2 separate regions of the Homo sapiens genome follow, and region 2 is linked to region 1. Evidence: read pairs that join two places in POLR2A ChIA-PET (ENCODE). Cell type or tissue: OCI-LY7. All regions are shown on one strand. Links, peaks and the distances in the headings refer to the core of each region. The heading gives the core; the rest is flanking DNA. Region 1 overlaps KIAA1549L (KIAA1549 like). Region 2 overlaps KIAA1549L (KIAA1549 like).

Evidence for each region. Peaks named below come from ENCODE experiments on the same cell type or tissue, not always from the same donor. Only the 100,000 strongest peaks of a DNase experiment are listed, where the experiment ranks them.
Region 2: POLR2A ChIA-PET joins it to region 1 with 6 read pairs; 7 of 35 experiments call an interaction of 5 or more read pairs at or near these places.

What each region holds. Positions count from the first base shown.
Region 1 is chr11:33,380,317-33,396,658 of GRCh38, reverse strand. The region is part of intron 1 of KIAA1549L (KIAA1549 like); the gene reads right to left. Among named protein-coding and RNA genes, the nearest start is that of KIAA1549L, 12 kb to the right of the region's middle. In OCI-LY7, for the core only: CTCF peaks have their summits at 11,259, 12,915 and 13,116; DNase peaks (open chromatin) are centred at 11,193, 12,618, 13,038 and 13,444; H3K4me3 peaks cover 4,293 bases; H3K27ac peaks cover 5,000 bases.
Region 2 is chr11:33,430,052-33,446,393 of GRCh38, reverse strand. The region is part of intron 1 of KIAA1549L (KIAA1549 like); the gene reads right to left. Among named protein-coding and RNA genes, the nearest start is that of KIAA1549L, 62 kb to the right of the region's middle. In OCI-LY7, for the core only: no CTCF peak of the experiment used is centred there; no DNase peak of the experiment used is centred there.

The DNA.
Region 1 (16,342 bases), core at 10,057-15,056:
GAGAAAAAAAAAGAAAGTTAATGCTATTGATAAGTTAAAGGGAGAAGAGTAAGTTCAGCTGAGTCCCTTCACTCTACCTACTTTAGGCTGTGTCCTAGTTACGCAATGCCATAAGAAGGATCCCAGACCCCGTCAAGTCAGACTTTCTCCATTCAACCTCTATTCAAGGTCCTCCTTCCGATTAACCCAACTCACTAGAAATTCTACCAGCAAAATCCACATTAATCTCTTCCTCTCACAATACTTCTGTAAATATTGTAGTAATCTATTTATTTTAGTTATGTGTTTATACATCACTATTTTTATTGTAGTTTTCAATCTTCTCATGGATATTTTTCTGGCAAAAGGGATTCAGGCAGCATCTGGAAGAGACCTGCAGCTAAGCTCCTGCAACTCCAGTAGCCCCCTTCAATTAAGGGAAAGGTGGGGTTCCAATGGTCTGATGGTCCTGTAATAGGACATACTTCATGCAAAGGTAATTCACTTCCTGCTGCCCGGAACATGGGTGCTATCACCTTAAGTTGCTCTAGGTGAGGTCTTTAGGCTATCTGGTCCCATAATAACTAGCAAAGACACAACACCAGGGATAACAAGGTATGAGGAATTTTACTTGTATTCCTATGGGGAAAGAAAAAAATACAACCAATTCCTTCCAGTTAACCTCAAACCTGCCCCCAAATAAATCAGAAAGTCACAACAATAACAACAAAGAAATTACACTTCGCATGTACCACCATCAGGACCTCAAACTGCAGGAAAACTATTGGACCTTCTGCCCTCTGTGCTGAGTACGGCGAAAAGATGTCAAGGTGACTTTGAAAATAACACTAACTTTTTTGCCAAACAGAAGACAGCAGACTACAATCCACTTGAAGTACAACTGAGTCCAATTTAATCAGAATTTACTACATACAGGAAAAAAAAATCTTATCTTGAGGTAACAACCATTTGTCTACCGAAACTACAAGAAGTTGAAAACAGCTGTTTTTTTCACCCTAGCAGTCAGCCAATAAGAAAACATGTTACGTTTTCTCCTTACTCATGTAACCAAATACCACCTGTTCTCCAAAAACCTAAGGAAATAAAAAATAAAGCCTTCCTTCTAAAATATGTTAAAGAAATAGCCTTCTTTTCATATTATAGAAAGCCTTCTAAAATATGAAAAAGAAAATGTTACATTTTCTCATCGATATATAGATGAAAGAGAGTTCCAGAAACATCCTGAAAATTAGAGAGAAGAGAAAAAGAAAATAATTTTCACATTTACCTTATGGCTGTTCAAATCTTAGCACCTTTTTCCTGAGATAGCACCCAACCTACTCACAGAGTTAAGCGCGTTATGAACATTAAGTGTTAGCTATTATTATTGCTACAGGCAGAAGGAAGTCATTCATATAATCAACAAAGACTTATTGAGCACCTACTGTGTGCCAGAGACTGCTCTAGGCAGTGAACAAAACAGATTAAGTTCCTGTCCTGCTAGAGTTGACATTATAGTGATTTGAACCTAGGTTTCCTTATCTCCAAAGCCTGTTGCTGTTAAAAGCAGGGATTGCAAACTCAAATACCAAAGGGCCAAGTAGATGAAAGAAATGAATTGGGTCAGGTAACAGCTGGCTGTTCGCCAAACCTGTTACCTCTACTTTCTGGGACCACTCTAAGATTACGTGTTTCAGCCTCTCCCTGCAGGTCACTATGGCCAAGTCACAGAGCACTAACCCATGGAATGTGCACAGAATGCTACACATCACTTAGGGACCTGTTACTCTGTCTGCTTCCATCTGCTGCACGCAGACAAGCAGGGCAGCCTTGGGAGCCACAGACTGAATATGGCAAAGCCACAAAATGGAAGGACCCTGGGTCCCCGAATCACTGCTTTAAAGAGAGCTCTCTGCCCATCAGGAACACTCATTTTGTCTTTATGTGAGTGAGAAATAAACTTCTCTGGCTTTAAGCCATTGTAGATTTGGGGGTTGGTTTGTTACCACAGTTAGCTCATCACAGCCAATATGAGAGTGAAATGGGACAAACAGGAGCCGTGACAGATGCCCCGTCTAAAAGAGGCACCACTACTAAGCTTCAGCCAAGTGTGGCCATCCAGAAATATAGGACCAGTATGGTTAAACTTCTGACTATTTCAAGGGAACCTAGAAATCCTGACTTTTCTTTATGGAAAAGCTCTTGATTTTTAAGTGATGTTTCATTTTGTTTGACAAGTGTTTATTGTTTATTGTTTGTTTATTTATTTATTTATTTATTTATTTATTATTTATGAGTTAGGATCTGGCTCTGTTGTCCAGGCTGGGGTGTAGTGGCATGATCTCAGATCACTGCAGCCTCTGCCTCCTGGGCTCAAGTGATCCTCCCACCTCATCCTCCCTAGTAGCTAGGACTATAGGTGCACACCACCACACCAAGCTAATTTTTGTTTTGTTTTGTTTAGTTTTTGGTAGAGAGGGGGCCTCACCATGTTGCCGAGGCTGCTTTCAAATTTCAGGGCTCAAGCGATCCTCTGGCCTCAGCCTCTCAAAGTGCTGGGATTACAGGTGTGAGCCATTGCGCCCAGCCACAAGTGTTTAATTTTTGAAAACCCATCTGTGGAGAGAAGTTAGTACCTGGCTTGTGATGCCTGTACTCCATCCCACCGCTAGTGCTGTGCTATCCATGCATATTTGTAGGCAGAATGGTCAAAAAGGTTTAAAGAGCAGGAATAACACAACAGGTTTTCAGAGGTACTGTGAGAACATACCAGGAGATTCTCTTCCTTCCTTTATATACACAATTATCCTGTATCTACTATGTATGTGCAAGACCCTGTGCTAAGACAAATAAAACATAATCCCAGCTTTTAAGAGAGCGGCTCTCAAGTTTTCGGGGTTGTCTGCACACCTTCGTACCCTAGACCTTAAACTGACTCCACACTTATCCCACCTTTACACGGTATAAGTAGCACTGCTTCCTGCTCTTCTTCCTGAACATTGTCTTCTATGCCCGGGAGGCAACATGCCTCGGTTGTTCCTTAGTGCTGGCTTGACTTTATAGTATCTTCCTCCCTCTTTCTCTAAGCAAGTTGTCCCACTAGGTACTTAGCTCATTGTTTCTTCTAGTAGACATGGCTAATAACCGTGTGTGTCCTCACTTATAACCAAAATAGTTTTTAACACATTGATCACAGTTGTGAAGGGGTTTCCAGGACCCCATTGTACCCGGGATTACCTTTTGAGAACCACTGCTCTGACGAGTTCACAGTCTGATGAAGGAGACGGGCCAGGAGACCTCAAGGATGGCCCAGGAGACAGAAGCAGAGAAGACGGCATCTAACTCCTAAGGCAGAGGGCAGAGTGCATGCCAGGGAAGGCTGCCTGCAGGCCTAACACCTGAGTTGAGTCTTGAAGAAGTGTAGATGGTAATCATGCAGACAAGGCTGGGAAGGGCTTCCCAGGCAGAAAGAATAAAATGTAAAGGGCGCAAAGGGCTCTGGGGAAACTGCAAGCCTCGCTATAGCGGCAGGTGTGAGTTGGAGGTGGTTCATTCATAAAGGACCCAGATTGCTAAGCAATGAAGTCAAACTGAGTTATGAAGAGCCGACAAAAGGTTTGGGCCGATTTATATTTTATAAGAATCTCTGGCTGGAGGACGAGGCTGGTTTAAAGGGGGACAAGACTAGAGACAGGGGACAATTAGGAGATGCAGCTTTGGTAAGAACGTGGACCAAAAGGAGGGAGGGTCTGAAATAAGGCAGCAAAGACAGAAAATTGTCAGAATTATGAAAGTGTTCAGAAATGCAATCAGCAGCTAGGCCCAGTGGCTCACACCTGTAATCCCAGCACTTTGGGAAGCTGAGACAGGCAGATCACTTGAGCCCGGGAGTTCAAGACACGCAGGATAGATACTCACTTTTATCTTTTGCTGCAGAACAAAGAAAACTGGCAATCTGGTTGTTTTTTAACTGCGTGATATAAAAACTAAACTATGGTGAAAAACAAAATCAAACCATGGTTGCTTGGATTGGGTGGGGCGAGTGAGAAGAGATGGGAATGTCTGCAGAAGGGCAAAAGAAAACTTACTTTTTGGGGTCATGGTCACATGCTATATCTTGACAGGGATTTGGGATACACAGGTGTATACATTTGTAAAAACTCAAGAAAATGTACTCAAGAGTTTTGTATTTCATTGTATGTAAAATTTACCTCAGAAAAAGAGTCATAAACAAATACTGAACCCTAATCAATGACATGTATGCGAAAGTATTTAGGGGTGACATGTACTGATGTCTGCAACTTACTCTGAATACATCAAAAATAAGATGAATTGATGGATAGTGGGACAGACAGATATATGATAAAGCAAAATGTTAATTGCACCATTTAGATGGTAGATATAGGGGTGTTTACTATATTGTTCTTTCTACTTTTCCGTGTGTTTGACAACTTCATAAAATGTTGGGTGGGCAGGGAAGGACTGCACTGTATAACTGATAATATATTTACATTGTAATCAGATCTAGTTTCAAATCCCAGCTCCACTACTTACAAGCAATGTGCCCTTAGGCCAGTTGGTTTTTACATGTTCTCTCAATCTCAACTTCCTCCAAGCAAAATGGGCAAGAACTATCTGACAGTGTCATCGTCATGGGGACTCAATAAGATTAAACCCTTGATCCAGTGACTAACACAATAATAGCTGTCTCATAAATGTTAGTCTTCTTATTCAGAAGTCTACATATTCACAAACTAGGACAAATCTTCAATAAAATGTGAAAGAAGAATCTTGTAAAAATTTTTCTCTTGCTATGCCCCATGGGAAATTAAAAGAATAAATTAATTGTGCTATTTTTATAGGTAAAGACACTGACCTTCCATCAGTAGGACACTGGGAGTTCCATGTCTAAGGAGGGTGAGAGATCCACACTGTTGACACTTCCTCCCTGCATCTCCCAGTGACCAACACGACCCGTTGTGAGAGCTGGCCAAGGTTAGCAACATCATCACATCAGGAGGAAAGATGGGGAATGTCGGCAGCATCTTAAGCAGCACACTGAAGCCAAGACTCCCAGTCTCCTTCTCAGATGTGCAAATGAAAAGAGCCAATCAGACAGGCCTTGAGATCTGTTAAAGCACCAGACACGCCGTCGGAAGTGGCAGTCACATGACTGTCTTGGCTTTTAGCATAATTACATGAACTGAGAGATGGCCTTATGATCATAAATAAAAGCCTCCAATTGAGACTAATAATGTGTATCCAACTAAAAGACATCTACTAGGGTACCACGTGGACTCCGCATCCCTAGGTTTGAAACATGATGACATGATGACAGCAAAGGAGGAGGAGCTGCTGACATCTGGAAGCAAAGAAAAATTTCACCTTTCCGTGCCAGAAAACCAAACCAATGCTCATTCAAGAAAATTAGGTCTGACGTCTTAAATTCAGTGAAAGGGTTAATTATATGTCACAAGTGAGACACCATAATCAAAGGAAATTGCAATTTTTTATAAAGCATCGCTGAGTGCCTACTAGGTTGTACCATTGGGACTATACACAGTATTTGAAGCTGTTTTAGACCACGCAGCAAATCTGACTCCCATCCTCTCTACCTTGAAATCTTATTCCCTTTTACATAATTACAAATGCAACTAGTTGACTGGCCTGTGAAGCCTAGGTTTCAAAGTCCTTGGAGACATCGTGCACCTACTGTGGAAGCTTCCCTTCCTCTAGCCCATATATGGATAGGAGCATTGGTGTGCCAGGGCCAGGTCACATCAGAGCTGAGCCAGTTGAGGCATCACTTCCCAACTCCATTATCATGTTAGTAGCTTGAAATCAGCCATGGTGGGAGTATTTATACAAGGAAAATTGGCCAACACTATCAAGCAGGCCACCTGTCATTGTTATCTTCCATAGAACAAGCTTACCAACATGTGAAGTTGTCTTTTACTGCTACGAAGGAGGAGACAAATGTTCAGAAGTTTGCCCTCCAAACTGACATTTAAAACTGACCTCTACCAAGGCCATGGTGAAAGGGGGATCAGGCTAAGAAGGCATTTTTATACCATGTGCCCCTTCTCCTCTGGCCTCTGCTGAATGGATGAGAGGTAGTTTCCCTAATTCCATTGGCCAGATTGCAGCAGCTTGATTCTCCCTCATGGGAATGTGGAACTGGGGCAGAGTCTTGATGGTGGGCGTTTAAACTAAAGAGGCTTGCCCACTCTGGCTGCAGTGAGCACCACAGCAAGTGAAAAGCCCCGTGCAAGGTTTATTGTCAGGGGAACCAAGAAGCTATGGGGAAGCAGAAAAAGCCAGTCTCCAGAAAGAGGCAGAAGGATGAACTGGGCCATAGGAAGAAGAGGCACTGGGCCCAGGAGATGCACAGCCAGTAACCTTAGCCTCTTAATATCCTGGAGGGCAATATCATGAAGCAGAGTGTGGGCTCTGGAATCGAACTGCCTGGGTTCCAATCTCTACTCTGCCAGTTAACTGGGAGACACTGAACCAGTTACTGTTAAGTTATTCTGTGCCTCAGTTCTCTCTTCTGAAACATGGGGATAATTGCAGAACCTACTTCATAGGGTTGGTATGAGAATCAAATGAACTGATACAAACAGTAAATGCTCAAAAGTATTAGCTGTTATTTCTATCAATTAATTATAGCATCCACGTGGCCTGGTTATATTTCATTCCTATTACGAATATGTCACCTGGGATTCCCCCATGGCCTGAGGCCCCATACTGGAGCTAGTTTTAGTTGTGTAGCTAGGTGATCTGTCCCCTGAATCACAGAATAATGTGCAAATCCCTGGACCAATGTGTGACCTTTAGCAAATCACTTTCTCAACCCTCTCTTAGAGTAGTGTGAGATTCAAATAGGAAAAGAAACTGAAAGCTTCGACAACCGTGAACTGTTGTACCAAACTCTGGAGACTGTTGTCTCTGCAGGGAAAAGAAAAGATATTACATTGGTCACAAGAATGGAAAACACTTGTTTAAAATGTGTTTATTGCTGGACTAGAGACTAGAGAAATATTCCCCATCCAACTGGAAAAAAAGGTTCAGTTTCCGTAGGGTTCACCAGCTTGATTCATACGTTCATCTCCAGTATTAATAAGATAATAACAGGAAACTGCCAAAGACAGTTCTAGGATGCTGATTTTTTAATACACTTTCACCCAGCTTAATTATGTTCAAAATAATGCTCCAAAGACTGATCCTCCCATTCTTTTCAAAACAAAGACTTCTTAACGGACAATGAAGGATACAAATCTAGAGATATTTTTATTCATCCCTTTTCAACAAGAACTTATAAGCCACACTGTCAATTTCAACACATTTTCTTCTCACACTTCCCATTTTTCTTCAGCCTTCTTGGGTTTGCTGTTGACACCTGGTAAATAAAAAGGCAAGTGACAGGGGAACGGCATTCATTACTAGGGACAGAGGTAGGCAGACAGGTCTGGGAGTCCCAGTTTCATTCTAGATACTTCATTCCATATTTCATGTGGAAAGACTGAAGTTAGAAGTATTCTAGGCTTCCCCATTTACTTGAACTGCATAAATACCAAAACCATTTTGTGTGTCTGACGTCAGGAGATTTTATTTCTAGCTAAGAATAGATTTAACATATATAAATCTCAATCTAAATCGAATTCACCTCTTGTGGTTAGGACACTTGGGCAAAGCCACGTCTGAGTGAACAGGAGGCAGGTGCAGCAGCGACCTTGGCCTATGTTGAGGAAGCTACTTGGCCTTATTTATATCTAGGATTGGTTATAACATGAATTTATCCCCATTCTATGTGGTGTTTAAAAGGGCCCATGATTTTTCTTAAATGTCTGCAGAAGTATCGTCTAGAGAAGGAAGCCAGGGAGTAAAGGAAAATGGGCAGAACCGTCTAAGGAGATATTTTAACTCTAGGTTTGAATCTGACCTGTGTTGTTAAAGCTATTTATTCTCTTTTATAATAAAAGGTCTTTCCCTGTTTCTAACAGAAGTTCAAGTTCTCTCATGACACAATTTAGTTAGCATGGAAAGAGGGTCATGATATAGTGTTAACGGGAAAAGCAAGTTGCTGAATATTATACCTTTTATATCTTAAAAAAAAATTAAGTTGAGGCTACGTCTATGGATATAAATATTTGTATGAAGAGGTCTGGAAGGATCCATCACACTTGACTGACAGCATGACTCTAGAGAATAGCAAGGTGATATGGTTTGGCTGTGTCTCCACCCAAATCACACCTTGAATTGTAGTTCCCATAATCCCCATGCATTGTGGAAGGGACTCAGTAGGAGGTAACTGAATCATGGGGGCAGTTACCCCTACGCTATTCTTCTGATAGTGAGTTCTCACAAGATCTGATGGTTTTATTCTCCCCACTTCACTCGGCACTTCTCTTTCCTGCCATCATATGAAGAAGAATGTGTTTGTTTCCCCTTCTGCCATGATTGTAACTTTCCTGAGGCCTCCCCAGCCATGCGGAACTGTGAGTCAACTAAACTTCTTCCCTTTCTAAATTACTCAGTCTCGGGCAGTTCTTTATAGTAGCGTGAGAGTGGACTAATACACAAGGCAAAGAGGGCCTTTTGCATTTTACTGCATCTACCTGAGTATTGCTTGAATTTAATAAAATATATATTACTTTCATAATTTTTTAAAATCCAATGAAGATTGAAGATAGGCCTATATTTATCTGGGCCTCACACTGGAACTATGACAGCAAACTGTGGGAAAACTCTTCCCTTTTCAGAATGAAAATCGTTGGCTGGGCTTGGCTGCTAATGTAGGAAGAAGCAGGAAATGCAGATGGTAGAACTCCACCAAAACATCTGCTTATGGCTTGTAAAGACACAGACGGGGGATGGGGGAAGAAGGGAAGATCTTGAGGCTGTTATCCACAGATGAGAAAACGAAAGCCCTGAAAAGTGAAATGATTTGGTAACAGCCAGGGGTGACCTCAGTCTCCTGAATGCAACCAATGCAATTTTCCCTCACCCAGGCTGTTTTCCCTAGACCTTAAACCAAAGTAGTGTCTGCTGGTAGCTTTCAGAATGAGAAAATGGGCCAGGAATGATAGTTCATGCCTATAATCCCAGCACTTTGGGAGGCCGAGACTGGCAGATTACTTGAGGTTAGGAGTTCGAGACCAGACTGGCCAACATGGTGAAACCCCATCTCTACTAAAAATACAAAAATTAGCCAGGTGCAGTGGTGCGTGCCTGTAGTCCCAGCTACTTGGGAGGCTGAGGCAGGAGAATTGCTTGAACCTGGGACGTGGAGATTGCAGTGAGCCGAGACTGTGCCACTGCACTCCAGCCTGGACAACAGAATCAGACTCCATCTCAAAAAAATAAAATAAAATAAAGAGAGAGAGAATGAGAAAATGAACTAGAGGTACCTGATACTTTTTATTTTACTAAAGAAATCCTTGAGGGATCTTCAATATCATCTGTAAGCTCACGGGCCTTAAAAGAGAAATTGTTCTGCACAAACACGTCCATAAAGCAGAAGTGGGAATACTTCTCTCTCATTTTATTTTATTTTATTTATCTTTTATTTTTGAGACAGAGTCTTGCTATGTCACCCAGGCTGGAGTGCAGTGGCACAATCCCGACTCACTGCAACCTCCACCTCCTGGGTTCCAACAATTCTCATGCTTCAGCCTCCCAAGTAGCTGGGACTATAGGTGTGCACCACCATACCTGGCTAATTTTTGTATTTTTAGTAGAGACGGGGTTTCATCACATTAACCAGGATGGTCTCGAACTCCTGACCTCAAGTGATCCACCCTCCTTGGGCTCCCAAAGTGTTGGGATTACAGGATTGAGCCACCGCATCTGGCCCCTATTATTTTATAGACCAGCACTACCCTTCTAACAAAACCAGACACCTTTTAGCAAAACAAAACTACAGACCAATACCCCTCATGAACATGAAACTAAAAATTCCTAACAATGGCCTGGCCGTTGTTAGAAATTTCTTTTGAGATGGAGTCTTGCTCTTGTCACCCAGGCTGGAGTGCAGTGGCATGATCTCAGCTCACTGCAACCTCTGCCTCCCAGGTGCAAGCGATTCTCCTGCCTCAGCCTCCTGAGTGGCTGGGATTACAGGCACCCACCACCATACCCAGCTAATTTTTTTGTGTTTTTAGTAGAGACAGGGTTTCACCATGTTGGCCAGGCTGGTTTCGAACTTCTGACATTAGGTGATCCTCCTGCCTTGGCCTCCCAAAGTGCTGGGATTACAGGCATGAGCCACCACATCTGGCCAGGAATTTCTTTAGTTTGTAAAAAGTTGTCTTTTTACAAACTAAAGATAAACCCTGTGATCATCTCAATAGACAAAGAGAAAGCATTTGCCAAAATCTGATAACCAGTCATGATAAAAATTCACAGCAAATTTGCTAGAGAAGGGAATTTCCTCAGCCTGATAAAGGGCCTCTGTGAAACAAAATCAAAACTATAGCCAACATCATACTCTAGAGAAAGACTGATATTTCCCTCCAATGCCAGGATCAAGGCAAGGATGTCCACTCTCCCTATTTCTATTCAGCAAAGTACTAGAAGTTCTAGCCAGTGCAATAAGGCAAGAAAAATAAATAAAAGCCTTACAGATTTGAAAGAATGAAAAGTGTCTTTATTCACAGATAACATTATTTCCTATTTAGAAAAATCTCAAAGATTCTATAAAAAGCTACTAGAACTAAAATGAGTTTAGGAGGGTCATATGATATAAGGTTTTTAAAATTATATTTCCATACACTAACAAAGAAATTTTTCTATTACTATATGCCAAAGCACTGAAAAACATGAAAAATGTATGTACAAATTTGTATGTGGAAAACTATAAAACATTGATGAGAGAAAAGAAAGAATACCTAAGTAAATGGAGAGAGATATGTTCACGGATTAAAAAAAAAAACACTGTTAAGATAGAGATCTCTAAATGGTCTAGATTCAAAGAAATTCCAACCAAAAATCCAGCAGGCTTTTTAAATAGAAATTAACAAGAAGATACTAAAATCTGTATAGAAAGCATAAGACCTAGAATAGCCAAAAAGATTTTTTAAAAGAATAAAGAATACTCACACTATCTGACTTCAAGACTTACTACAGAACTAAAGCAGTGAAACTCAATCACGGTCAATTTTACTCCCTAGGGGGACATTTAGCAATGTCTGGAAACATTTTTGGTTGTCACAACTAAGAGTGAGGGGAGTTACTGACATCTACCAGGCAGTCAGAAATATTGCTAAACTTCTAATGCACAGGACAGGCAACCACAACAAAGAACCGTTGAACCCAAAATGTTAATAGTGCTGACGTTAAGAAACCCTGAACTAGAGAAATCAAGACAGTGTTGTACTGGCATATGGAGAGAAGTACAATAGAACAGACTAGAAATAAACCCAGACATATATGGTGCCAAGATAAGTCAATGGACCAAGGATAGTCTTTTCAATAAGTGGTGCTAGAACAATTAAATATCCATATAAAAAAATTAACCTTGATTCTTACTTTGCACCATACACAAACATGAAATGGATCACAGACCTAAAAGTAAAAATAAAAATACAAAACTTCTAGAAGAAATCATAGATATTTGTGACCTTGGCACACATTAGGCAATTTCTATGCTAGGACACAAAAAGCACAAATCTTAAATTGAAAAGTTGATAGAGTTAATCTAAATTTAAAACTTCTCTCCTTTTAAAAAAAAAAAACAAAAAACAAAAAAAACGCTGTTAATAAAATGAAAAGACAAGCCACAGACCGGGAGAACACAGTTGCAAAACACCTATCTGATAAAAAGACTTGTATCCAGACTATATAAAGAAAAGCTCAAAACTCAGTAAAAAGAAAACAATCCAATTTTTAAATGGGCAAAATAACTTAACAGACTTCAAAGTAGAGATATAGATGGCAAGTAAGAACATGAAAAGATATGCAACAATAAAATTATTAGTGATTAGAGAAATGTAAACTAAAATGAATGAGATACCACTAAACAGCTATTAGAATGGCTGACATCTAAATTAAAAGGAAAAACAAAGCTGACAATACCAAATGCCAGTGAGGATACAGAGGAACAACTAGAACTCTCATACATTGCTAATGAGAATGCAAAACTGTACAGCTACTTTGAAAAACAGTTTGGCAGTTTCTTATAAGATGAAATACGTCCCTAACACATGACCAAGCAATCCCACCCCTAGGCATTTACCCAAAAGGAATGAAAACTGCCCACAGAAAGACTTCCATGTCATAAACTGGAAACAACCCACATGTCCATCAACTGCTGAATGCATAAGCAAACTGTGGTGCAATGGAATACTATTCTGCAATAAAAAGAACAGAATTAGTGATCGATGCAATGACACAGATGATTTTCAAGAGCATTATGCTAAGTGAAAGAAGCCAAATGCAAAATGTTATATACAGTACAATTCCATTTCTACGACCTTCTGGGAAAGGCAAAACTACAGGGATGGAAAATACATGGGTAGTTTCCAGGGACTGGGTGTGTTGGGGGAGTGGATTAACTGCAAGGGGCAGGAGGGAACTTTTTGAGGTGACAGAAATGTTCTGTATCTGGATTGTGGTGGTGGACGCATGATTGCACACTTTTGTCAAAACTCATCATGCAGCACACCTACAAAGGATGAATTTCACTGTATGTAAATTACACCTTAATAAACTTGACTTTAAAAAAAGAAGAAAAAGATGGTGGCTGATGAGTGTGTTCTCTTTGTACTGCATGACATTTTAGAAATCTGAACTAATTGGTGATATTTGAAAACAAAAAGATTCTAAATAAAGATCTGCCTTTTCTTGAGAAGTCAGAACTATGGCACCCTGAGCCTCGGTCCCATGCAGGCTGCCACTAAGCAGTAGCTGCCTCTTTGAGCAACGCAGGCACTTGCTGTCCTGCCACATCCCCCAACCTGACCCAATTCATGGAAGTACTTTACCCACCTGCCACCACACCTGCCCGAGTGAGAGTTTCTTGTCCTGGACCACGGGCTGCCTGAGAGCAGGGTCCAGGCCTAGCCTGTTCTCACTATACCCCCAGCATCTAGTGGAGGGCCTGACACATGCTGGGTGCTTGATAAACACTGCTGAATTAATATGACTCAGTTGCCACCTTCCTGCCAGCTCCTAAAACTGACATTTACAACACCCAGATTGCTAACTGCTCCTTTGGTCCTGAAGTCCCCAAAGAGAGTCACCATCCATGGCTGCCATCCCGTGACCCAGAATAATGTGTCCCTCTGTGTGTTTAGAAATCCCCTCTAATATGTTGTCAAGCAACGAAAATGTTTTAAGGTCATTCCAACTATTCATTTTTGTCTGGGGAAGAGTGGAGTTTTTGTTTGTCTTTAAAAAAAAAAAAAGAAAGAAAGAAAACCACAATATGGGCTTGAAGGTTAATGAAAATAAAAAGGGAAGTGTGCACATTCATTTTGAATATTCTCAGATCATATTCCAGTAATTTGAGACTTGAGCTAAGTAAGCTTCTGAGAGATTCTCTGGTCGTCATCAGAATTTCAGGATCCTGAAGTTTCCATGGTGGTGGTCAGTTTGACGGAAGGATGTGGGTCAGCAAAGGGATATCTAACTTATTTTATGCCAGTGTTAAAAGTACAGTAACACTGTACTTTTCCAAGTACAAGTAACACTGTACTTTTAATATTTAATACACTTTCTTCTTTTCCTACCTCCTTATTTTATTTTCTCTGTCTCTTGCTTGTCCCCCTTCTCCCTGAACCCCCAAATGCTGCAGTATCCCAGCCCCTCAGAGCCCTTCAGTCCCCCGAGGAGGGCCAGGGGAAGTCCCAGGGCAGGGAGAGGGTGCCAGGGACTCCTCCCTACAGTGCCCTGTGCTCTGGCCCCAAGATCATTTTCTTTACTTTGTGGGGATGGGAAGGATGAGATGGGAGGCAAGATTTGGGACATCTTGTAAGAATCTTTGAAGTACTAATCATACTCAGAGTAAAAAGTCAAAATATATTTTATTGGGCCATCTACATTTGGGGGAAAAACACCAAATCAAACACTCTGGTCATATGTCTTTCATGTTTAAAAATGAGAAAGTGTGAACACATATAATTAGACCTCATCTTAACCCTCCCTTGGCCCACCTCCCCCATGACTCTGCTTTTCTCTAGAGAAAAAACTTCATAAGAATTGTCTTATGTGTTGCCTCCAATGCCTCTTTTTCCTTTCTCTCTTGAACCATCTGCAGTTAGAGTTTTATCCCCATCACTCTCAGAGCCACTAACCACCTTCACACCTCCAAACTCAACGTGCATTGCTAGTGCCTATCTAACTCCACTCTCAGCAGCATCTGTCCAAGCCAATCACGCCCTCCTCCTTGATTGCTTTCTTCTCTTAGCACCCAGGACACCATATACACTTTCTTCTCTTCCTACTGCCTCATTGTTTTCTTCTCTATCTCTTGCTGGTCCCCTTCACCCTGAACCCCTGAATGCTGCAGTAATCCCAGGCTCCTTGCTCAGATCTCCCTCTCTCTTCTCCATACTCACTTTCTAGGTTTCTTATTCGCTTCCATGCTGATGGCTCCAAAATGTATGCCTTAGGACCTGTTATCGCCCTAGAATTCCAGACTACTTTGTTCAACTGGCAACCTGACATCTCCACTTGAATAAACATTTCAAGCTTTACATACCCCCAAATGAACTCTTATTTTCTTACCCCAAACCTGAACTGCTGTCTCAATTAATGGCAACTTCATCTTCCCAGTTGCTTGAGCCAAAGACCTTGGAGCCGTATCAATTCCTCTCTTTCTCTCCTACCCTTTTAATCCACCAGATAATTCTACTAGCTCTATCTTCAAGAGACATCCAAAATCTAACCACTTCTGCTACCACCCTCTCTAAGCCATCTTCATCTGCAGATTGATTTCAATAACAGCTTCCTTCCTGATCTCCTGGCTTCCATACTTGACCTTACAGACTTTTCTCTCCACAACAACCAAGGTGATTCTTTTAAAACTTAAGTCAGATTATGTCACCTCTTGTTTGGATGCTCCAATGGCTGACCATCTCACTCCAACTAAAGTACCCAGTCATCACCATGGCCAGTAAGTCCTATAGGATCCAGCCCCATCTCTCTCTTCAACATCATTTCTCACTACTCTCCCTTTGCTCATTCAATTCTACATTGGCATTCCTGCTCTTCCTCAAACAACGCAAGCACAATCTCTGCTCAAGGCCTTTGCACTTGCTTTTCCCACAGCCTGGAATATTCTTCCCCCAGATTTTCACTGTCAGGTCTACTCAAGGCCATCTCCTCAGAAAGGCCTCCTCTCACCACTCCATCTAGACAAGTTCATGTGTGAAGGCACTATCCCCTACCCTGATTTATTTTGCTCCATAGAGCTTACCATCACCCGACCTACAGGTATTTGCTTATTGCCACTTATTTCTCAAAATGGGGTCCACAAACTTGCATCGTCAGTATTACTCAAGTGCTTGTTAACAATGCAGACTCTCAAGCCTTATTTCAGACCTGCTGAATCAGAATCCACATTTCAACGAGATCTTCACGTGACTGGTAAGCACAGTCAAGTTTGGACGGCACTGGGCTCAATATTCTGAGGTAACGGTAACGAACAAAAACAAGCCCCATTCTCTCTAATCCCTGTGAGAACAGGCCTTGTTTTTGTTCATTACTGTTACCTCAGAATATTGAGGCATTCAAAACATACTGAATAAAGGAATGAATGAATGAACAAATGAGCTTGAACCTGTTCTAGACTCGACTGCAAGTTGATGATGTGTACAAAGAGTTTGGGGAGCGGCAAGGAGGACGTCCCAGGTCAAAACTATCTCCCCACACACTGTTCTAAATTAGAAATTCTTTGGTATCGATTCATCAAGAAGAGCTAAGTATTCTAAATACATATGCGCCCAATGCAGTGGTACCCAGATTCATAAAATTCTTAGAGACCTACAAAGTTCTTTGAGACCTGCAAAGAGACTTAGACTCACACACAATAATAGTGGGGGACTTTAACACCCCACTGACGATATTAGATCATCAAGACAGAAAATTAACAGAAGTATTCAGGACCTGAACTCAGCTCTGGATCAAGCGGACCTGATAGATATCCACAGAACTCTCCACCCCAAAACAACAGAATATACATTCTTCTTATCACCATACGTCACTGATGCTAAAATTGATCACGTAATCAGAAGAAATTCTTTGGTATCAGCAAAACCTTCTATCAACATGCAAATATATTCCCTTAATAAAGCAGTCATTCACAACTTACTGTGAATTATTTAAATGAGACAGTATTCTAAAATCTAACAGAAACAGCCAA
Region 2 (16,342 bases), core at 6,771-11,770, 53 kb before region 1:
GCCGAGCACAGTGGCTCATGTCCGTAATCCCAGCACTTTGGGAGGCCGAGATGGGCGGATTACTTGAGGTCAGGAGTTCAAGGCCAGCCTGGCCAACATGGTGAAACCCTGTCTCTACTAAAAATACAAAAATTAGCCAGGCACAGTAGCACACGCCTGTAATCCCAGCTACTCTGGAGGCTGAGGCAGGATAATCGCTTGAGCCTGGGAGGCGGAGGTTGCAGTGAGCTGAGACGGCACCACTGCATTCCAGCCTGGGTGACAGAGCAAGGCTCTGTCTCAAAAAAAAAAAAAAAAGACAGGACTTTTGCCCTCCATGTCCACAATCCCTAATACCTACAGCAGTGTCTGACACACTGCAAGAGCTTCAAAAATGTACAGTGAATCAATGAAAAAGAATTTTTTGGCTTATGAACTACAGAAATTTACTTCTCACAGTTCCACAGGCCAGGAAGTCCAAGATCAAAGCACCAACAGATTCAGTGTCTATGAGGGCCCACTTCCTGGCTCATAGATGGCTGTCTTCCTGTTGTGTCCCCACATGGCAGAAGGGCTGAATGTTTTTTAAAAACTGACATTCATTGAGTCCTGTTTATGCCAGACACTTCCCTAAGCACTTTACATCTGTTATCTTATTCAGTCCTATGAAACAGGCACTACTGTCCCCACGCTGACAATGAGGGAACTGAAGCACAAAGAGATTCAATAACTTGCTCAAGGTCACACCGCAAGTAACAGAGCCAGACTTTGGACCCAAGAATTTGAGTCCAACATATCATTCTTAGCCATTATGCAAAATTATTTTTCAATAAGCTACTTGGAGACAGAGAGGACCTAATTCATCTCTATACACCTCGTGGGACACAATGCCCCAAAAATATGTGAATGAATGATCATGACCAGACATCCCTTTCACACTTGATTACAAATCCTTTCAATAACCGACACAAATTATTTCATACAGTGTCTTGATATTAGCCAGCTTGTCTGTTTCTTCTGGATTCAAGTCAAATTCTAAATATAAATTGAATTTCATTCTTGAAAGGCACTGTGAAATTCCACTGAACAACTGCTGTTATCCAACTTCTCTCTGATTCTCTCCCACCTACTACTCCCACTGTTCTGCTGGCTTTGTCTCCTCTCCCAGCAGCCACCCCCACAACAGAGGTTTGGGATAAATTAGGGATATCAAAGAATGGTGCCCTCATCAGACTCAGTCCTTCTTGGTTTCGCTTCCTCACCATGGCCCTGCCCTTGGTCCCTCATCCAACTGAGAGCCACTGGGACCTGGGGGCCTAACTGTGCTGCGCTCTCCATTGTGGGAAAACATGGGGCCTCCTACTATTTCTGCATCCCTGGACTTCACTCCTGGCAGGCTCAAGAGTGACTCATTCTTCCTCCATTTACTGTAGACCTGCTCTGTGCCAGGTAGTGTGTGAGGAACATGCCTCCAGAAGTTTAAGACCAAGGAGAGGAGCAGAAGAGAGTACAGAGAGCTATAAAGCAGTGGATATGTGGTGTAAGGAAGACAGCAACTGCAGGAAGACCCTCCAATAAGGAACACCTGAACCGGGGGCCACCCGTCTTCATCCCTGAACTCAAATACTGGTTGGTCTTATTTGGAGCAGCCCTAGTTGTTGAGAATTTCTCTCTTTTTTGCAGAGTAGTGTATTCGTTAGCGAAATATATAACTTGACAGGCTTAATTAGTACATATTCTTTATATGCTTTCATTTCATTTCAATAGCTGCTAAAAGCAAGGACAGTTCATCTTTAATGAATTAATTAGAGCTAATACATCCACATGGCAAAACATTCAAACAATGCAAATAGACACACAATGAAAAGTAAGTCTCTCCTCCCATCTTCCCCCAGATCTCAAGTTTCTTTCCAGAAGCAATCGCTGACACCAATTACCAGTGCCTCTTTCCAGAAATATCACATGCTTTATGAATGGACAGATTTTTACAAGTGAAAACACACAATGTACACTTTTCCTTTTCCACTTAATGACATATCTTAGAGTTCATTCTATAAGAGCATATCTATCTCTATTCTTTTTAATATAGCTGCATAGGATTTTATTATATAGATATAACATAATTAATCAGTCTTCTAAGGATGTTCAATTGGATTGTTTCCAGTGATTTGAAGCAGTTCAATGTTCCCATAGCTACCGAAAAGAACAATGAATAAATAATATTTCATTCTATTGTGACAGTTTAATAAAGAAATAAATCATAGCTTTGAAAGAAAAACTGATCCCATTTATTTTCCCTTCTTTTTGTTTTCTGAGATCATCATTCACATATAAGTTCAATAACCCAGGTAGTGCAGATCTTGTCTAATTTAATATTTTACTGGAAACCCTATGGGTACAAAACTAAAAACTCAGGAGATTCCTTTCCAAGGTAACATGTGGTTATCATGGCAGAGATACTTTTCAAATACAGATGAGAAGACTGCAGTAGAGCCTTTGTAGAGCTCACTGGTGCCAGCTCCATTTCCTCATTTAAGAAATTGAGGAAATGAGTCCTATCATAAACCACTTTTTCTCCATCAAGATTAGAGATGTAATTTAAATGTGTCACACAGGTTAATATTCTGGGTGCCTCTTCAAGGGTCTGTGAATAAAGCTGTATTTCAATATATTTGTTTTTTTTTTCAATTCCATAAATACAACTTTCATTCTGAGAAGGACCCAAGAGCTTCGCCAGACTGCCAAAGGGGCTCATGGCACCAAAAAGGAGAAAACTATCTGGCTATTAGTGAGTTAAAATCTATTTGGGGCACCAAAAAAAATCAAGTACTTTGAAAAAGTCTCCCTGAAAATCTCTAACCAAAAGCCCCATTCATTTGGGTTTAGGACCAGATTCACACTAGTAGTGTGAGTTGGAAGAATGATAACAACTTGAGCTAAAGATGTGATTAAACCACCCCTTGGTGGGCACTGTGCCATGGCTGGAATAAATTCAAATGTGTCCTCTCTGGAGAAAGTCACTTTAAACACAGGGCTCTAACAATCCCCACAGATAAAGTTTTAAGGAAATAGGTTTATAACAAAAAAAAAAAATCACTAAAAAGAAGAGCAAATGGGCCAAGCATGGTGGCTCATGCCTGTAATCGCACCACTGTGGGAGGCCAAGGCAGGAGGGTCCCTTCAGCCCAGGAGTTCAAGACTAGCCTGGGCAACATAACAAGACCCTGTCTCTTTAAAAAATAAGAGTAAACGAATCACTCTAAATGAAAGTCATCAGAAAACTGGAAATATTACAATGATCAGATATAGAATATAAAATAAGTTTAATATGCATAAAGAAATAAAACAGGATTACACAAATTATGGAAAAGATAATTAAGCAAATTAAGCAAATCATTTTGAAAAGCTACAAAGAATTTCTGAAATATAAAATATAATAATGAAAACAGAAAACAGATAAGTAGCATATATCAGACATAGCCAAGGACATAATTTATGGACCATAAGATGGACCTAAAGAAATTACCCAGAGTGCAGCACAGAGAGACAAAAGTTAAAATACATGAAAGAAGTGATATGGAGTCAGTGATATGGGGGACAGAGTGAAGTTTAACACACGTCTAGCCAGATTTCCAGAAGGAAAAAAATATGGAAATTGGATAGAGGCAATATTCAAACAAATAAGGACTAACAATTTTTAAGTATTAAGGCATGAATTCTCAGATTAAAGAAGCATGATAAATGCCAAGCAGAATAAATAAAATCAGTATCTAGACATTAAAATTTTCAACATTTAGTGAAACTGAAGAAAGCAAAATCAAGAAGAGTATAAAAGCAGTCAGAGTGAAAAGACAGATCACTGACAAAGATTGAGCTAACTTTTCAGCATCAAAAATGGAAGGAAAAATACATCTTCAAAGAGTTGAGAGAAAATAACTGTCAGCTACCAATGACTTTCTTCACAGAATTGGAAAAAACTACTTTAAAGTTCATATGGAACCAAAAAAGAGCCCGCATTGCCAAGTCAATCCTAAGCCAAAAGAACAAAGCTGGAGGCATCATGCTACCTGACTTCAAACTATACTACAAGGCTACAGTAACCAAAACAGCATGGTACTGGTACCAAAACAGAGATATAGATCAATGGAACAGAACAGAGCCCTCAGAAATCATGCCGCATATCTACAACTATCTGACCTTTGACAAACCTGACAAAAACAAGAAATGGGGAAAGGATTCCCTATTTAATAAATGGTGCTGGGAAAACTGGCTAGCCATATGTAGAAAGCTGAAACTGGATCCCTTCCTTATACCTTATACAAAAATTAATTCAAGATGGATTAAAGACTTAAATGTTAGACCTAAAACCATAAAAACCCTAGAAGAAAACCTAGGCAATACCATTCAGGACATAGGCATGGGCAAGGACTTCATGTCTAAAACACCAAAAGCAATGGCAACAAAAGCCAAAATTGACAAACGGGATCTAATTAAATTAAAGAGCTTCTGCACAGCAAAAGAAACCACCATCAGAGTGAACAGGCAACCTACAGAATGGGAGAAAATTTTCGCAACCTACTCATCTGACAAAGGGCTAATATCCAGAATCTACAATGAACTCAAATAAATTTACAAGAAAAAAACAAACAACCCCATCAAAAAGTGGGCAAAGGATATGAACAGACACTTCTCAAAAGACGACATTTATGCAGCCAAAAGACACATGAAAAAATGCTCATCATCACTGGCCATCAGAGAAATGCAAATCAAAACCACAATGAGATACCATCTCACACAAGTTAGAATGGCAATCATTAAAAAGTCAGGAAACAACAGGTGCTGGAGAGGATGTGGAGAAACAGGAACATTTTTACACTGTTGGTGGGACTGTAAACTAGTTCAACCATTGTGGAAGTCGTGTGGCGATTCCTCAGGGATCTAGAACTAGAAATACCATTTGACCCAGCCATCCCATTACTGGGTATATATCCAAAGGATTATAAATCATGCTGCTATAAAGACACATGCACACATATGTTTATTGCGGCACTATTCACAATAGCAAAGACTTGGAACCAACCCAAATGTCCAACAATGATAGACTGGATTAAGAAAATGTGGCACATATACACCATGGAATACTATGCGGCCATAAAAAATGATGAGTTCATGTCCTTTGTAGGGACATGGATGAAGCTGGAAACCATCATTCTCAGCAAACTATCGCAAGGACAAAAAACCAAGCACCGCATGTTCTCACTCATAGGTGGTAACTGAACAATGAGAACACATGGACACGGGAAGGGGAACATCACACACTGGGGACTGTTGTGAGGTAGGGGGAGGGGGGAGGGATAGCATTAGAAGATATACCTAATGCTAAATGACAAGTTAATGGGTGTAGCACACCAACATGGCACATGTATACATATGTAACAAACCTGCACGTTGTGCACATGTACTCTAAAACTTAAAGTATAATAATAATAAAAAAAAAAGAAAAGAACTGTCAACCTAGAATAATACATCCAGTAAAAGTATCTATCAGGACAAGGGTGATATTAAAACATTTATGCAAAATGGATCCACTATCCAAAAATGGATGGAGCTTATAACTAGCATGCCCTCACTAAAGGAATTTTTAAGGGATATGCTCAGAAAAGAAGGTCTGAGATGCCCGAAGGAATATGTAAGCAAGGAAAACTATAAATGTGGATAAATCTAATTTAATGTTCATTGTGTAAAGGTTGAAAACAATGACTGATTAGTGAATTTTTAAGAAATCAATGTAGAAAAGTATGGATAATAATGTCATGTTAAGCCAGGCTTAGAAAACTTGGATTCTAATTACATATATTGTATAAAATGAGGGAAAAGATATTAATTAACTTTAGACCTTGTTAAATTAATACACATGTTTAAGCTTCTAGGTTAACTACTAAAAGAATAGAAACAGAGTGTTTAAGTTAATAAAGAAACAAAATAGGCCGGGCGCGGTGGCTCACGCCTGTAATCCCAGCACTTTGGGAGGCCGAGGCGGGCGGATCACGAGGTCAGGAGATCGAGACCATCCCGGCTAAAAACGGTGAAACCCCGTCTCTACTAAAAATACAAAAAATTAGCCGGGCGTAGTGGCGGGCGCCTGTAGTCCCAGCTACTTGGGAGGCTGAGGCAGGAGAATGGCGTGAACCCGGGAGGTGGAGCTTGCAATGAGCCGAGATCCCGCCACTGCACTCCAGCCTGGGCGACAGAGCGAGACTCCGTCTCAAAAAAAAAAAAAAAAAAAAAAAAAAAGAAACAAAATAGGTGAGGAAATAACCAATCCAAATGAAGACAAATGGGGGCAAAAAGAAAACAGAAAAAGTGGAACAAAAAGATGTCACATAAAATAAGATGGTAAAAATAAATCCAAATATTTTCGTAATGATAATCAACGTAAATAGACTAAATGTTCCAGATAAAAGGCAAAGACTCTCAGAATATAGTTTAAAAGAAATAAGCTAGCTATATGATGTTTGTCCTTTTATTTATAAAAATATCAAAAAGTTGGAAGTAAAAGGATGAGGAAAGACATACCCGGAAAATACCAACCAAAGTAAAGCTATGTGGCTGTTTTAACATCAGATAAGTTTTGAGGTCAAAACTATTATAGATAAGTAGCTAGAAGAGAGAACTCAAAATGTACCCGATGCATAGAATTGATAAATACTCAGCCGGGCACGGTGGCTGTAATCCCAGCACTTTGGGAGGCCAAGGCAGGCGGATCACGAGGTCAGGAGATCGAGACCATCCTGGCTAACACAGTGAAACCCCGTCTATACTAAAAAAAAAAAAAAAAAAAAAAATTAGCCGGGCATGCTGGTGGGCGCCTGTAGTCCCAGCTACTCCGGAGGCTGAGGCAGGAGAATGGCATGAACCCGGAAGGCGGAGCTTGCAGTGAGCTGAGATCACGCCACTGCACTCCAGCCTGGGCGACAGAGCGAGACTCAGTCTCAAAAACAAAAACAGAAACAAAAAAAAAGAATTGATAAATACTCAAGGTGATAGATACCCCCAAATACCTTGATCTGATCAGTATATATCCTATGCATGTAACAAAATATCTCATGTACTCCATTAATAAGTAAAATATTATGTATCAATTTTAAAAGGTAAAAAACCATAGTTAAAGAAGGTCATTTCACAATTAAAAATTTCAATTTAGGCCAGACACGGTGGCTCACACCCGTAATCCCAGCACTTTGGGAGGCCAAGGCAGGTGGATCACCTGAGGGCCTGACCAACATGGTAAATTCCCATCTCCACTAAAAATACAAAAAAATTAGCCAGGAGTGGTGACACACATCTGTAATTTTAGCTACTCAGGAGGTTGAGGCAGGAGAATTGCTTGAATCCGAGAGGCAGAGGTTGCAGTGAGCTGAGATCGTGCCACTGCACTCCAGCCTATGCAACAGAGCAAGACTCTGTCTCAGAAAATAAATAAATAAATAAATTCAGTTTACTTGGCTGACAAAGATTCTAAGCTTGAGAGTCCCAGGGTTACACCTTAAAAAAAAAAAAAAAAAAACCTTCAAATCCCTGCAGTCTGATCACAGAGAAGCAGAAAGGGGGAAAAGTCAATAGAGGAAGAACACTTCTCATCCCACAAGAAGTCTTCCAAGACTTCTAACAGTGGAGACTCGTATACCTTGATCTTTGGAACTGAATCTAGTCAAAAAGTTTAAATGACAGCAATTCCAAAGAGTGACAAGGAGTCAAATAATTGACGTCACAGGTTCCTCTTTAATGAACTGCCTCTTCGTTGGCATGGAAGGCCCACGTGCTGCCTGCATCCTTGCTCTCCTTGGCCGGGGATTGCTGGCCAGCATGACCACTGGCCCAGTATTCAGGGCCCCTGCTGAAAGCAGCAACCCTCCACCTGTCACCACGGGCACAGCTGACATCTCTCCAATTTTGGCTTCCATACCCCAAAGCTGCCAGATTCTTTCGAGGCAGTTCCAGCAAAAGCAAAGACAAGACCTGGGTTCTAACAAGTTTTGCTATTATACTCTAGGCACAAAATAAGGAGAAACGAGGGTAAAAGCCAAGAGTGGGACATCAAGTATGTGTCTAAACTGGTCACCAGCTTGGCTTGTTTTGATTAAATGGGTCAATTAATTTAGTTAGGCTACCAGCCAATGGAGTCAGTAAACCACCAGTTTAACCAATTCTCCCCCAAGAAATGACCAGGAATTTGATGCAATTAACCAAGTCTACTATCTCTCTTGAAGTAGTATAGCTCCTTCTAAAATGATCCATGTGAAACAACTCTTCATCCAAAAGAAAATTAAGAAAGGAAAAAACAATTGCTCATTTTGACACCAACGGTTGGGAAAAACAGGGATGTGAATGGCTCAGGGGAGAGTGGTCTGGACAGGGCTGGAGAGGCGTAGGCAGGTGGTAGTGGGACAACCAGGCAGACCAGATTCAGAGAAAGAATCCAGAATGCAAACCAGGAACCAGGAAAGCGGTCCCCTTATCTGGTCTGGGCCATTGACAGGCTGAGGAACAGGTGCTTCTCCATCCACATCTAGCCTGGAGCTGCAGGTTGACTTCCCAACTGACCCACTGGAGGGGACAAGAATCCTAGTAAATAGTCAGGTCAGGTCACTATAAATGCACAAGCTGGGTAGGAAAGAGCAGCCAGGGCAAAGGTCTTTAGAACATGCAGTGCAGGCTAGTAAAGGGAGGCCCCACCAATAGGAGGTGGGGGAATTTGTAACAGCTGCTATTTATCAAGGGCTTGCTATATACATTCCATGCACTGGACAAACATTTCTCATCCTCACAACCATCCTGTAAGGTACAAAGTGTAATTCCCATTTTAAAAATGAATAAATGTTCAGAAAGATAACACAATGTGTCTCAAAAGTGGCAGAGCCAAGATTCAAACTCAGAACTGTCTGGCTTCAATGCCCAGTTTCTGCGATGACACCTCCCGGTCCAGGGCTCTTCGATCTTCATCAGAGCTGCCTCTCAGTGATAGGCTGCTTGAATAAACACTTCTGTTTCTTCCAGCATCTTCTCATAACTCATTTTTTTCTTTTTTAATCCTGGCTCAGAGGAAGTAAAAGCCCTTTTTTCCATTCACAACCACGAAAGGCTACAACCCCAGAGTAAAGCCACTTTGTCAAGCTAATTCATTTTAAAATAATGTGTACATATGAGAGTACTCTAAAAAGTTTGAAATGATTTAGAAATGGAAGGTAGCATTATTAAAATAATTAACATACTCATCCCAGCAGGCCAACTCATCTGAGAATATTTAAGGGCTGGAATATTACAAATACAAATTATAATGCTGACAAGATGAGACAGCTATAACTACCGCATAGAGTACTTAAGTAAATAATTCAGGTGTATAACTAAAAGTTAACCTTTTTCCTTTCACAAACACAATGTCCATTATACAGAGAACACCCCACGTTGGTGCTGAAGGACTCCTGGGGGTCTAGGGCTGGTGTCAGAAGACCTGGGTTCAAATCCCAGCTCTGCCTCCAACAAGTTGAATGTCCTTAGCCCAGTACTGGACTCCTTCACTTCTCCCCTTTCCTGCCCTTCCTCCATCATCTCAGTTTTCTCATCTGAAAGGTAATTTTCTGAACCAACTAAGAGTGAGGAATTGAAGAGCCAGACTGCGCTTGCTTGGGTTCAGCCTCCACCATTACCAGCATGTGACCTTGAACAAGTTGTTAAACCATTCTATGCCTCCATTTCCTCCTTTCTACAAAGTAATAAAAACAATACCTACCTGCAATAGTTAATTGTATGTGTCAAACTGACTGGGCCACAGGGTGCCCAGATATTTGGTAAAATATTCTTCCTGAGTGTGTCTGTGCGGGCATTTCTGGATAAGATTAACATTTGACCAAATAAAGCAGACTGCCCTCCCCCAGCAGGGGCTGGCCTCATCCAATCTATTGAGGGTCTGAATAGAATAAAAGGCTAAGAAAGACTTCTTTCTCTCTGACTGCCTTCAAGCTGGGACAGTAGTCTCTTGCCTTCAGAGTTGGGCTTGGACTGGAAATTATACCATTGGCTCTCCTGGGTCTGCAGCTTGCCAATTGCTGATCTTGGGCTTCTCATCTCCATAATTGCGTGAGCCAGTTCCTTATTATATGCTATGTATATAATATGTATTATGCATATTACGTTTTATGGTCTTCCCTCAGTATCTATGGGGGATCAGTTCCAGGATCCCTGCAGGTACCAAAATCCCCAGATGCTCATGTCCCTGAGATATAAAGTGGCATAGCATTTGCTTATAAGCTATGCAATTACATCTTCCCGTATACTTTAAATCATCTCCAGATCGCTTATAGTACTTAATACAATATAATACTATGTAAATAGTTGTTCTACCTTATTAGTTTATTATTTGTATCATTTTTTGTTGTACTTTTTTTTTTTTTTTAGATATTTTAGCTCTGAAGTTGGTTGAATCCACAAATGTGGAACCCATGGAAGTTGATGACCAACTGTAATATGTATGTACTATATCTAATATTTTATACACACACACACACACACACATATACATATACATATATATATATACACACACATATATATATATATATATATATATATATATATATATATATATATATATATATCTTATTGGTTCTGTTTCTCTGGAAGGCCTAGACTACTAAATATACTACTTCAGGGTTACTTTGGAATTAAATTAGATAATACTCAGGACTGAGCCTGGCACATGGTAAATCTTCAATAAACATTATATTTGGCCACTAGACATTTAGCATATCAGTCCTATGATCTTTTTTATAGAAAAACCATAAAATATGTAGGAGCAAAATGTTTTTTAAAAGCAACAGAATTGTAAAAATTTAGGTTACTTCACTTGCAACAAGTCTCTTCATTTTCCCTACTATAATACATGTGTGATTTACAGAGACTGTAACTATGGTGACATCTATGAAAAACTACCAAAAAAGAACTGATGTCAGAGTCTCAATTATAGCCCCACTTGCTTTCTCATTTTTGGTTTTACTGTCTTTCTATAAAGCAAATGTCCATTCCATGCCTCTTCAGGTGCCTTTGAACTTGCTGAACTTAATTAGAGCAAGTCAAGACACTAATACTCAGGCATTAGTACTCCAAGTTAATTAGCTAGATACAAGGCAATTCTTCTTACTTTGCAAATCAGAAACACCCTTGGAAAATCTAATAGGAAAGGGCACACATCATTCTGTGCTTATGAGAACAGGCTGAAATACAAAAATCCTGAACTTTTATGATTAATCTTTTATTTTTCTAATTTCCAGAAATGGCACAGCTTTTTATCATTTCTAGGAAATAAAATGATCAAGCTACATTTTACATTGTGAGCCAACATCATTCTATCTTTCCAAATTCAAAAGAATACATGGACAATTCATCAATGATCATCACTGATTATACAAGCTGCTTTATACCTATAATGGTGGCTTTCAAACACACTGGACTTATTGGTGAGACATTTGCATGCCAGAGGATGGGAAATAAGTTTAACTAAAATTCAGGGAACTTCTACCTCAGTAAAATTTCTAGGGGTCCAGTGGCATGGTGCCAGTCAAGATCTTCCTTCTAAGGTGAAGGATAAGTTGCTACATTTGGCCCCTCCTACAACCAAGAAAGAGGCACAATGCCAAGTAGGCCTATTTGGATTTTGGAGGCAACACATTCCTCATTTGGGTGTTTTACTCCAGCCCATTTATTGAGTGACCCAAATGGCTGCTGGTTTTGAGTGGGGCCCAGAACAGGAGAAGGCTCTGCAACAGGTCCAGGCTAGCTCTCTTGTGCAGCTAGCTTGTGCAAGCTGCTCTGCACTTGGGCCATATGACCCAGCAGATCCAACGGACATATGTCCACATGGTTTAGAACCCCACTCCTGGTACCAGTTTACTGCATTCATCTGTTCTCACACTGCTAATAAAGACACACCTTGGACTGGGTAATTTATAAAAGAAAGAGATTTAATTGACTCACAGTTCTACATAGCTGGGGAGGCCTCACAATATGGTGGAAGGCAAAGGAGGAGCAAAGTCACATCTTACATGGCAGTAGGCAAGAAAGCTTGTGCAGGGGAACTCCCATTTATAAAACCATCAGATCTCATGAGACTTATTCACTACCACGAGAACAGTATGGGAGAAACTGCCCCCATGATTCAATTATCTCCACCATATCAGATACCCAGTAGAATCTTTTTAAAAAAATCTGTGTATCACAAACTGTTCAAACTACCTAAAGAATCCTTCTAAGAATACCATATTCTTTTTTTTTTGGTGGCGGGGGGGGCTTTATTTCTTCTAAAAAAAATAAGCAGGATACATGTGCAGAACGTGCAGGTTACATGGGTATACATGTGCCATGGTGGTTTGCTCCACCTATTGACCCATCCTCTAAGTTCCCTCCCCTCACCCCTGACCCCCATAACAGGCCATGGTATGTGTTGTTCCCCTCTCTATGTCCATGTGTTCTCAATGTTCAACTCCCACTTATGAGTGAGAACATGTGGTGTTTGGTTTTCTGTTGCTGTGTTAGTTTGCTGAGGATGATGGCTTCCAGCTTCATCTAAGTCTCTGCAAAGAACATGATCTCATTCCTTTTATGGCTGCATAGTATTCCATGGTGTATATGTGCCACATTTTCTTTATCCAGTCTATAATTGATGGGCATTTGGGTTGGTTCCATGTCTTTGCTATTGTAAATAGTGCTGCAATAAATGTATGTATGCATGTGTCTTTATAGCAGAATGATTTATATTCCTTTGGGTATATATCCAGTAATGGGATTGCTGGGTCAAATGGTATTTCTGATTCTAGGTCCTTGAGGGATCACCATACTGTCTTCCATAATAGTGGAACTAATTTACATTCCCACCAACAGTGTAAAAGCGTTCCTATTTCTCCACAACCTCACCAGCATCTATTGTTTCCTGACTTTTTAATAATCATTCTAACTGGCATGAGATGGTATCTCATTGTGGTTTTGATTTGCATTTCTCTGATGATCAGTGACGTTGAGCCTTTTTTCACATTTGTTGGCCATGTAAATGTCTTCTTTTGATACGTGTCTGTTCATATCCTTTGCCCACTTTTTGATGGGCTTTTTTTCTTGTAAATATGTTTTTGTCTTGTAAATATGTTGAAGTTCCTTGTAAGTTCTGACCTTTGTCAGATGAGTAGATTGCAAAAATTTTATCCTATTCTGTAGGTTGCCTATTCACTCTGATGATCAGATGATAGTTTCTTTTGCTGTGCAGAAGCTCAATTTAATTAGATCCCATTTGTCAATTTTGGCTTTTGTTGCAATTGCTTTTGGCGTTTTTGTCATGAAGTCTTTGCCCATGCCTATGTCCTGAATGGTATTGCCTAGGTTTTCTTCTAGGGTTTTTATGGTTTTAGGTTTTACATGTAAGTGTTTAATCCATCTTGAGTTAATTTTTGCATAAGGTATAAGGAAGGGGTCCAGTTTCAGTTTTCTGCATATGGCTAACCAGTTTTCCCAGCACCATTTACTGAACAGGAGATCCTTTCCCCGTTGCTTATTTTTGTCAGGTTTTTTGAAGATCAGATGGTTGTAGATGTGTGGTGTTATTTCTGAGGTCTCTGTTCTGCTTCATTGGTCTATATGTCTCTTTTGGTACCAGTACCATGCTGTTTTGGTTACTGTAGACTTGTAGTATAGTTTGAAGTCAGGTAGCATGATGCCTCCAGCTTTGTTCTTTTTGCTTAGAATTGTCTTGAAGAATGCCCATATTTTTGTCTTCAGTTTAGATCATGGAAATAGGAGGAAAAGATATGTTTATTTCCCTTCAGAATCTCAGCAGCTTTACAGAGGACAAAATTATCATCATGCCCAGAAAGAACACACAAAATTAATATCCAGAATCTACAAAGAACTTAAACAAATTTACAAGAAAAAAAAACCCATATCCATTTAAGAAACCCATTTGGTACTGCATTCTCAAACACATATTCAAATAAAATTTACCAAAACCAAATCCTAATTGTAAGTCACCATGAGTCAGGGTCAAGTAAAGTGAGATTTCCCTAGTGCTGAGAGGTGACAGTGTGCTGGCAGTCCTCACAGCCCTCGTTTGCTCTCGGCGCCTCCTCTGCCTGGGCTCCTACTTTGGCGGCACTTGAGGAGCACTTCAGCCCACCGCTGCACTGTGGGAGCCCCTTTCTGGGCTGGCCAAGGCCAGAGCCCACTCCCTCAGCTTGCGGGGAGGTGTGGAGGGAGAGGTGCGAGCGGGAACCGGGACTGCGTGCAGAGCTTGTGGGCCAGCTGGAGTTCCGGGTGGGCGTGGGCTTGGCAGGCCCCGCACTCGGAGCAGCCGGCCTGCCATGCCGGCCCCGGGCAATGAGGGACTTAGCACCCGGGCCAGTGGCTACGGAGGGCGTACTGGGTCCCCCAGCAGTGCCAGCCCACCAGCGCTGAGCTCGATTTCTCGTCGGGCCTTAGCTGCCTTCCCGTGGGGCAGTCCTTGGGACTGCAGCCCACCATGGCTGAGCCTTCCCCGGCCTCCCTGGGTTCCTGTGCAGCCCGAGCCTCCCCGATGAGCACCGCCCCCTGCTCCACGGCGCCCAGTCCCATCGACCACCCAAGGGCTGAGAAGTGCAGGTGCACAGCACTGGGACTGGCAGGCAGCTCCACCTGCAGCCCCGGTGCGGGATCCACTGGGTGAAGCCAGCTGGGCTCCTGAGTCTGGTGGGGCCTTGGAGAACCTTTATGTCTAGGTCAGGGATTGTAAATACACCAATCAGCACTCTGTATCTAGCTCAAGGTTTGTAAACACACCAATCAGCACCCTGTGTCTAGCTCAGGGTTTGTGAGTGCACCAATCGACACTCTATATCTAGCTACTCTGGTGGGGCCTTGGAGAACCTTTGTGTCGATACGCTGTATCTAACTAATCTGATGGGGACATGGAGAACCTTTGTGTCTAGCTCAGGGATTGTAAACACACCAATCAGCGCCCTGTCAAAACAGACCACTCGGCTCTACCAATCAGCAGGATGTGGGTGGGGCCAGATAAGAGAATAAAAGTAGGCTGCCAGAGCCAGCAGTGGCAATCCGCTCGGGTCCCCTTCCACACTGTGGAAGCTTTGCTCTTTCGCTCTTTGCAATAAATCTTGCTACTGCTCACTCTTTGGGTCCACACTGCTTTTATGAGCTGTAACACTCACCGCGAAGATCTGCAGCTTCACTCCTGAAGCCAGCGAGCCCACGAGCCCACCAGGAGGAACGAACAACTCCAGATGTGCTGCCTTAAGAGCTGTAGCACTCACCGCAAAGGTCTGCAGCTTCACTCCTGAGCCAGCGAGACCACGAACTCACCAGAAGGAAGAAACTCCGAACACATCTGAACATCAGAAGGAACAAACTCCAGACGCGCCACCTTAAGAGCTGTAACACTCACCGCGAGGGTCCACGGCTTCATTCTTGGAAGTCAGTGAGACCAAGAACCCACCAATTCCGGACACAGTGCTACTTCAAAAGTTGATTCAACAAATATTAATAGGCCACCTACAATGTGAACAGCACGGTGCTATATGTTTGGGTCTGCAGTGGTGAACAAAACAGAAATACCTCCTGCCCTCCCAGGGCTGCTTCTGACAGGTTGAGGTAAGTTTGGTCCTAGAACATGACCATGGCTGCCTACATGACTCTACAGGATGCTGACATCCCAGAGATCCATTAGGGAACCAAGACAAAAGCAGAGAAAGGGCAGACTTAAATTGTTTCCACAGCTCTGGGAGAAACTGCTTCAAAGCTTCACCATACTTTGCTTATAAAAATGAAACTCTGCAAAAATATTTAAATGTAAAATCGCTTTTCAAATTGAAGAAGAAATAATTGGCCAGATCTTACCTAATGAGTTATCAAAGGATAGCCTCAGGGCAAGTTCAGGCCTTTTGGATGTACAGTTTCCCTACATGTTGAAATGTTTTATTAGTCAAAGGAAAAAGACTCAGATTATATAACATTCACCCCACCTACATCACCCCAAATATGACTTATTACAGAAAAGAGTCTGTTCAAGCATTTCCCAAAAATATGTTGGGAAAAATAGGTCCTATAGGTGGAGGGAGAGAGGGAGGGAGGGAGAGAGGGAGGGAGGGAGGGAAGGATGAAAGGAAGGGAGGGAGGGAGAGAGGGAGGGAAAGAAGGGAGGTAGGTGGGGAAATACTGCAAAAATATTCTCTTCTTAGAGATTCATAATGAACATTATCATAACAAACTTAAAATCCTGGTGGAGGGAGGGAGGAGAGAGGGAGGGAGGGAAGGGAGGAACGGAGGAGAGAGGGAA